Linked DNA regions of Homo sapiens: region 2 is linked to region 1. A link is an interaction called in ENCODE POLR2A ChIA-PET data of the cell type or tissue named here. Cell type or tissue: Panc1. All regions are shown on one strand. Each heading gives the region's core, and the rest is flanking DNA. Links, peaks and the distances in the headings are about the cores only.

Evidence for each region. Peaks named below come from ENCODE experiments on the same cell type or tissue, not always from the same donor. Only the 100,000 strongest peaks of a DNase experiment are listed, where the experiment ranks them.
Region 2: POLR2A ChIA-PET joins it to region 1 with 6 read pairs; 3 of 35 experiments call an interaction of 5 or more read pairs at or near these places.

Annotation. Positions count from the first base shown.
Region 1 is chr18:36,074,160-36,078,551 of GRCh38, reverse strand. No RefSeq gene overlaps it. Among named protein-coding and RNA genes, the nearest start is that of RPRD1A, 8.8 kb to the right of the region's middle. In Panc1, for the core only: no CTCF peak of the experiment used is centred there; a DNase peak (open chromatin) is centred at 2,491; H3K27ac peaks cover 315 bases.
Region 2 is chr18:36,318,428-36,322,819 of GRCh38, reverse strand. All of the region lies in intron 1 of FHOD3 (formin homology 2 domain containing 3), which reads right to left. Among named protein-coding and RNA genes, the nearest start is that of FHOD3, 23 kb to the right of the region's middle. In Panc1, for the core only: no CTCF peak of the experiment used is centred there; no DNase peak of the experiment used is centred there.

The sequences.
Region 1 (4,392 bases), core at 288-4,287:
AGCCTGCCGAGTGCCTGCGATTGCAGGCGCGCGCCGCCATGCCTGACTGGTTTTCGTATTTTTTTGGTGGAGACGGGGTTTCGCTGTGTTGGCCGGGCTGGTCTCCAGCTCCTAACCGCGAGTGATCCGCCAGCCTCGGCCTCCCTAGGTGCCGGGATTGCAGACGGAGTCTGGTTCACTAAGTGCTCAATGGTGCCCAGGCTGGAGTGCAGTGGCGTGATCTCGGCTTGCTACAACCTCCACCTCCCAGCCGCCTGCCTTGGCCTCCCAAAGTGCCGAGAGTGCAGCCTCTGCCCAGCTGCCACCCTGTCTGGGAAGTGAGGAGCATCTCTGCCTGGCCGCCCATCGTCTGGGACGTGAGGAGCCCCTCTGCCTGGCTGCCCAGTCTGGAAAGTGAGGAGCGTCTCTGCCCGGCTGCCATCCCATCTAGGAAGTGAGGAGCACCTCTTCCCGGCCGCCATCCCATCTAGGAAGTGAGGAGCGTCTCTGCCCGGCCACCCATCGTCTGAGATGTGGGGAGCGCCTCTGCCCCGCCGCCCCGTCTGGGATGTGAGGAGCACCTCTGCCCGGCCGCAACCCCATCTGGGAGGTGAGGAGCGTCTCTGCCCTGCCGCCCCGTCTGAGAAGGGAGGAGACCCTCCGCCTGGCAACCGCCCCATCTGAGAAGTGAGGAGCCCCTCCGCCCGGCAGCCGCCCCATCTGAGAAGTGAGGAGCCCCTCCGCCCGGCAGCCGCCCCATCTGAGAAGTGAGGAGCCCCTCCGCCCGGCAACCACCCCGTCTGGGAAGTGAGGAGCATTTCTGCCCGGCAGCCACCCCATCCGGGAGGGAGGTGGGGGTCAGCCCCCGCCAGGCCAGCCGCCCCGTCCGGGAGGGAGGTGGGGGGTCAGCCCCCCGCCCGGCCAGCCGCCCCGTCTGGGAGGGAGGTGGGGGGGTCAGCCCCCCGCCCGGCCAGCCTCCCCGTCTGGGAGGTGAGGGGCGCCTCTGCCAGGCCGCCCCTACTGGGAAGTGAGGAGCCCCTCTGCCCGGCCAGCCGCCCCGTCCGGGAGGGAGGTGGGTGGGTCAGCCCCCCGCCTGACCAGCCGCCCCATCCGGGAGGTGAGGAGCCCCTCTGCCCGGCCGCCACCCCGTCTGGGAGGTGTACCCAACAGCTCATTGAGAATGGGCCATGATGACAATGGCGGTTTTGTGGAATAGAAAGGGGGGAAAGGTGGGGAAAAGATTGAGAAATCGGATGGTTGCCGTGTCTGTGTAGAAAGAAGTAGACATAGGAGACTTTTCATTTTGTTCTGTACTAAGAAAAATTCTTCTGCCTTGGGATCCTGTTGATCTGTGACCTTACCCCCAACCCTGTGCTCTCTGAAACATGTGCTGTGTCCACTCAGGGTTAAATGGATTAAGGGCGGTGCAAGATGTGCTTCGTTAAACAGATGTTTGAAGGCAGCATGCTCGTTAAGAGTCATCACCACTCCCTAATCTCAAGTACCCAGGGACACAAACACTGGGGAAGGCCGCAGGGTCCTCTGCCTAGGAAAACCAGAGACCTTTGTTCACTTGTTTATCTGCTGACCTTCCCTCCACTATTGTCCTATGACCCTGCCAAATCCCCCTCTGTGAGAAACACCCAAGAATGATCAATAAAAAATAAATAAATAAATAAATAAATAAATAAATAAATAAATAAACAAAAAACAAAAAAAACTAATACACAAACACACACATTAGCCTATGCCTAAACAAGGGCAGGATTATCAATATCACTGTCTTCCACCTCTACATCTTATCCCACTAGAAGATCTTCAGGGGCAGTAATATGCATGAAGCTGTCATCTCTTATAACAATGTCGTCTGAAACACCTTCTTTTTTATAAAAGACCATGAGGTCTGCAGGGGAAAGACAAAGGAGAGCTTTATTTTCTAAAAATGAGCAATCTGCAGATTGGGAGAGGAAGCCTCTGATATAAAAAGAAAGCATGCTCTGGAGAACAAAAAGGGGTTCTGGCTTAAATAGGGAAAGGTCCTGCTCCAGTCCTCAATCAGGTCCGTATACGCAAATGAGGAACTCAAACTCATTCAGTCCTGATTAGTTGAAAACAGTTGAGTCCCAATTTGGTAGTTTCCAAGCCCAAACCAGAAGTCTCTGCTGGATGCCCCTTTCAAGTGGTTGGTGGGAGTTTTCCCTACCACAGTGTCTCAGCTCAGAGAGTTTCCCTCTACAGGATCAAATGGGGTGTGACTGCCCTGCTCTCACTCACGATGGCTGTTGGGTTAGTTTCACTCCATATCCTGAAAAGCCTGCCTGAGGCTGTTTCACAGTTAACTCTTTTTCAGAAGTAGAAGTCCACTTTAAAATAAAGATAAAAACCATAGTAAATACACAAACCTGTAACAGAGTTGTTTATTATCAAGTGTTATGCACTGTACATAATTCTATGCACTAGACTTACACAACTGGCAGCACAGTAGGTTTGTTTACACCAGCATCATAACAAGCACATGAGTAATGCATTGCACAATGTTACAACAGTTACACATCACCGAGCAATAGGAAGTGTTCAGCTTCATTATAACCTTATGTGTCTGTCATTGACCAAATGTCATTAAGCAGCGCATTATACCATGTTTTGTTTATACATTCACGTTTGTTCAAATCAAATTTTATTTTATTTATTTTTTGAGACAGAGTCTTGCTCTGTCATCCAGGCTGGAGTGCAGTGGTGTGATCTTGGCTCACTGCAACTTCTGTCTCCTGGGTTCAAGCAATTCTCCTGCCTCAGCCTCCCGAGTAACTGGAATTACAAGCATGCGCCACCACTCCTGGCAAATTTTTGTATTTTTCACAGAGATGGGGTTTCGCCATGTTGGCCAGGCTGGTCTTGAACTCCTGGCCTTAAGTGATCCACTCGCCTCAGCCTCCCTAAAGTGCTGGGATTATAGACATGAGCCAGCCGAGAAAGTTCTTTATTTTGATGGTGGGGTGAAGTCAGAGTGCTGCAGGAAGAATGATGCTTGCCTGTTTAATGGATAGAAGGCAGTGGAAAATGGAATAGGAATGGATTTGGGAAATAGAGAAGTTTGGCCCTGCTGGAGATTCAAGAACATAGTGAGGGAGCTGTGGCAATGGGGCTGTAGAAAATGGTAGAACTGGATTAACATGAGCCTTGTATGCCATACTAAAAATATGGTCTTTATCTCATTTGCAAAGCGGAGCCAGTTGAGGTCCTTCTTCTGCCCCAATCAAAATATATTTATTATTTTCTCATTATACAACAAATACATGCTTGTAATAAAAAATTCAAACCATACTGAAGTATAGGTAAGGCGTGGTGGCTCACACCTGTAATCCCAGCACTTTGGGAAGCTGAGTGGGACTGACTGCTTGAGCCTACGAATTTCAGACCAGCCTGGACAACAGGGTGAAACCCTACCTCTATAACAAATACAAAACATTAGCTGGGCATGGTGGTGCATGCCTCTGCTCCCAGATATTTGGGAGGCTGAGAAGTGGGAGGATTCCCTGAGCCCAGGAGATCAAGGCTGCTGTGAGCCGTGATTGCGGCACTGCTCTCCAGCCTAGGCGACAGAACAGGAACCTGCTTCAAAAAAAAAAAAAAAAAAAAGAAAGAAAGAAAGAAAGAAAAGAAATATATACATTGGAAAGAAGAAATTGCCTGTATTCTTACCCATAGAGCTAGTCACTATTAAAAGTTTGATGTATGTTATGTATCAAAGCCCATGGGCTGGGTGCCATAGCTCACGCCTGTAACCCCAGCACGTCAGGAGGCTGAGGCTGGATGATTGCTTGAGCCCAGGAGTTGGAGACTATCCTGGGCAACACAGGGAGACCCTGTTTCTACAAAAAATTTAAAAGTTAGCTTGATGCACTGGCATATGCCTGTAGTCCCAGCTACTCTGGAGGCTGAGGTGGGAGGATTGCTTGAGCCCAGGAGGTCGAGGCTGCAGTGAACTATGATCGTGCCACTGCATTCCAGCCAGGGTGACATAGCAAGACCCTATCTTAAAAATACCAACCAAACAAACAAAAACCAAACCCACCAACCAAAGACCATAAGAACCATATAATGTTAAACAAAGTTTATTTAGTTTGCTGCAGCAAACAAGAATGAGAACACACCACAGCAACTATGGGGTGTGTTATTAAGAAGGAATTGGGAAGGGCTTATTTTAAGATTTAAGCTTGGAGGTCACTTCAAATAAATTCACATTTTTATACCTATGTATTAAGAATTAGTTCATAAATGTAATTGTTGCATCGTATATATTTTAAAAGGAAAATTGCATTTATACTTGGATATTATTTTATTTTAGGTTTTGAAATTTTTTAAAAAATGTCCAATAAATTTATTCTGATCAAAAAAAAAGATTTAAGCTTG
Region 2 (4,392 bases), core at 119-4,118, 240 kb before region 1:
CTATCAGGGAAATGGGGAGGAGAAGGTAGAGGGATGACAAAGCCAGCAAGCACAAAGCAGCCAGGAATGCAAGGAGCTAAGGTGGACAGCAGGTAGGGACAAGACTGGACAGAAAGGACACCACCAGGTCACTAGCAGCTAAGAATGCTTCATGCTTTATGAAGGGGCACAAGGTTCCAGGTGCAGGTGATGAGCAGCAGCAGAAGGAATGACTGGCTGGATCTTGCAGCTCCAACCCACTGTGCCCACCAATCCCCCATGGAACCTGCCAACCCCGGCACCCAAACCTGCTCTTTCTTTTGGGTCCACAGGCTCCAGGATTGCCCCAGCTCCCTACTGGTGTACCTGCTCCTGCCTTACCCCTTCACCCATCCCCACAACAGAAGGGGCCTTACCTGAGATTCAGCAGAAAAGAAAACAGACAACTTACTGCCCTTCTGGAGATCCCCAAGAATGTTCCTCCCCCATAACCCTCTCGAGAGGAGGTGACTGTTCTCTGGCCTGTTCTCCTGGCTCAGTGCACCAAAGGGCCAAAAGGCCCACCTCCAGGCCTCCTGCTGCTCTTCCACTTTCTAGGGCTGTGCCATCCAGCTCTGCCATTCCTCCTCACACCTGACCTCAAGACCTGGCAACTGCTCACAGTCATCCCTCTACTCCAATTTCTCCCACCATCACAGAAGACGCCACCCTTCCAACCCACCCTCCACCTCAGTGGCCTTGCTGTTCCTCAGCCAGAGAGGGTGGTGAGAGGAGTCACGCTCACACTCCATCCCAGCTACCAACCACACAAATTCATACTCCAAACCCACCAAGAGATAGTGTCCTACAGCCAGGTGGCCCTGCCTCTGGCCATTGTCATAGGACAGCAAGGCTTCCCTGTCTCTCGGCATTCCAACAAAGGAGGCATCTGAGAACACAGGGCATCGCCTGCAGCCCCACGCCCTCCTCATGACTCACAGGACTCGGCAGAGTGAATGCAGGAAACAGAAAAGCAAGTCCTCTCCTCTGTAGATGGGAAGTGCCCCCCCTGCATATTCACCACTTGTTTCTCCAGCTGTTACAAATAGCACCACGCACGGAGGGCTCACAGCCCTGGTCACCGCTCCCAAGCACTGGGCAGTCCCCCAACCAGCCACCTGCAAGTCCCCCAAAGGAGTGTCTGCCACTCCCTCTCCCTCACATTCCCTGCACTTCACCCAGTGACTGGCATTTGGTGGGTACTCATTAGTTGATTTAAACCCAGGAGAAAGCAACACTCTATATACTCCAAAAGCACAATACATATTACCGAAGATCAGCAGCAGTCCCATTTGCAGAAAGCTCCAAGCCAGGAGAGAAAAAACAGAAATCACTTTATAAGCCCCATTATCCAGAAGTCATGCAAGCTGAGCTGTGTCCTGAGAAGAAATGGGTCCCTCCCATCTCCCCATTCCTGTCAACCCCCATACACATTACAGAGAGGGGACCCCCATCTCATTATTTACCTGACCACCTTCCTATAGCCCACACATGGGAGCACTGGGCTCAGCAAGCCCACAAGAGCACAGATGGGCCCTGGCCTCAACCTAGATAGACTATGGATGACACCACATCCCACCATGCACCTGGGCAGACACAATCACTGTCACCAGAAGAACGATGCAGAACCACACTGTTGGAAACATTTCTGTGTTCTCATTAAGAATATCTGCAGGTAAGAAAGACTACTGGATTTCCTTATGAAGTGATGCAAAAAAAAAAAAATCACAGGAAATCTCGAGAAGAGGTGGAAGGAAGGAACACTGGAGGTGTGGCCCCATTTTCTCATTTTGCAGATGAGGAAACTGAGGCCGAGGGAGATGGCACTGGTTACCTCCCAACACAGCACATACCTTGCCAATTCATTTTATTTATCATCTCTCCCACTTCAACCTAAGCTCCCTGAAGTTCAGGATTTCTGCCTGTTTTCTTCAGTGTTATTTCTCCAATGCTTAAAAGAATCCAGTGCTTAGCAGGTGCTCAATGAAAATGTGTTGAGTGAACAAAAAAATAAACACTACAGGTAATTACTCAGGTTCAGGTGCAATGCACTTTGAGGGTATCACACTGCTTCTTGACAGGTATTGATTCCAGAAAGATATACCAGGAACCCAGTCTTAAAAAGTGAAGCCCCTGCCAGGCTTTGGTATCAGGATGATGCTGGCCTCATAAAATGAGTTAGGGAGGATTCCCTCTTTTTCTATTGCTTGGAATAGTTTCAGAAGGAATGATGCCAGCTCCTCTTTTTACTCTGGTAGAATTTGGCTGTGAATCCATCTGGTCCTAGACTTCTTTTTGTTGGTAGGCTATTAATTATTGCCTCAATTTCAGAGCCTGTTATTGGTCTATTCAGGGATTCAACTTCTTCCTGGTTTAGTCTTGGGAGGGTGTATGTGTCCAGGAATTTATCCATTTCTTCTAGATTTTCTAGTTTATTTGCATAGAGGTGTTTATAGTATTCTCTGATGGTAGTTTGTATTTCTGTGGGATCGGTGGTGATATCCCCTTTATCATTTTTTATTGCATCCATTTGATTCTTCTCTCTTTTCTTCTTTATTAGTCTTACTAGCAGTCTGTCTATTTTGCTGATCTTTTCCAAAAACCAGCTCCTGGATTCATTGATTTTTTTAAAGGGTTTTTTGTGTCTCTATCTCCTTCAGTTCTGCTCTGATCTTAGTTCTTTCTTGCCTTCTGCTAGCTTTTGAATTTGTTTGCTCTTGCTTCTCTTATTCTATTGTGACATTAGGGTGTCAATTTTAGATCTTTCCTGCTTTCTCTTGTGGGCATTTAGTGCTATAAATTTCCCTCTACATACTGCTTTAAATGTGTCCCAGAGATTCTGGTATGTTATGTCTTTGTCCTCATTGGTTTCAAAGAACACCTTTATTTCTGCCTTCATTTCATTATTTACCCAGTTGTCATTCAGGAGTAGGTTGTTCAGTTCCATGTAGTTGTGTGGGTTTGAGTGAGTTTCTTAATCCTGAGTTCTAATTTGATTGCACTGTGGTCTGAGAGACAGTTTGTCATGATTTCTGTTCTTTTACATTTGCTGAGGAGTGTTTTACTTCCAATTATGTGGTCAATTTTAGAATAAGTGCGATGTGGTGCTGAAAAGAATGTATATTCTGTTGATTTGGGGTGGAGAGTCCTGTAGATGTCTATTAGGTCCGCTTGGCCCAGAGCTGAGTTCAAGTCCTGGATATCATTGCTAATTTTCTGTCTCATTGATCTGTCTAATATTGACAGTGGAGTGTTAAAGTCTCCCATTATTATTTTGTGAAAGTCTAAATCTCTTTGTAGGTCTCTAAGAACTTGCTTTATGAATCTGGGTGCTCCCATATTGGGTGCATATATATTTAGGATAGTTTGCTCTTCTTGTTGAATTGATCCCTTTATCATTATGTAATAGCCTTCTTTGTCTCTTTTGATCTTTGTTGGTTTAAAGTCTGTTTTATCAGAGACTAGGATTGCAATCCCTGCCCTTTATTTATTTATTTTTTGCTTTCCATTTGCTTGGTAGATCTTCTTCCTCCATCCCTTTATTTTGAGCCTATGTGTGTCTTTTCACGTGAGATGGGTCTCCTGAAATCAGCACACCAATGGGTCTTGACTCTTTATCCAATTTTAGGCCAATATCACTGATGAACATCGATGCAAAAATCCTCAATAAAATACTGGCAAACCGAATCCAGCAGCAAATCAAAAAGCTTATCTGCCATGATCAAGTCAGTTTCATCCCTGGAATGCAAGGCTGGTTCAACATACACAAATCAATAAATGTAATCCATCACATAAACAGAACCAACAACAAAAACCACAGGATTATCTCAATAGATACAGAAAAGGCCTTCGACAAAATTCAACAGCCCTTCCTGCTAAAAACTCCCAGTAAACTAGGTATTAATGGAATGTATCTCAAAATAACAAGGGATATTTATGACAAACCCACAGCCAATATCATCCTGAATGGGCAAAAACTAGAAGCATTCCCTTTGAAAACTGGCACAAGACAAGGATGCCCTCTCTCACCACTCCTATTCAACATAGTATTGGAAGTTCTGGCCAGGGCAATCAGGCAAGAGAAAGAAAGAAAGGAATTTCAATTAGGAAAAGAGGAAGTCAAACTGTCTCTGCAGATGACATGATTGTATATTTAGAAAATCCCATCATCTCAGCCCAAAATCTCCTTAAGCTGATAAACAACTTCAGCAAAGTCTCAGGATACAAAATCAATGTGCAAAATTCACAAGCATTCCTATACACCAACAATAGACAAACAGAGAGCCAAATCATGTGTGAACTCCCATTCACAATTACTACAAAGAGAATACAATACCTAGGAATCCAACTTACAAGGGATGTGAAGGACCTCTT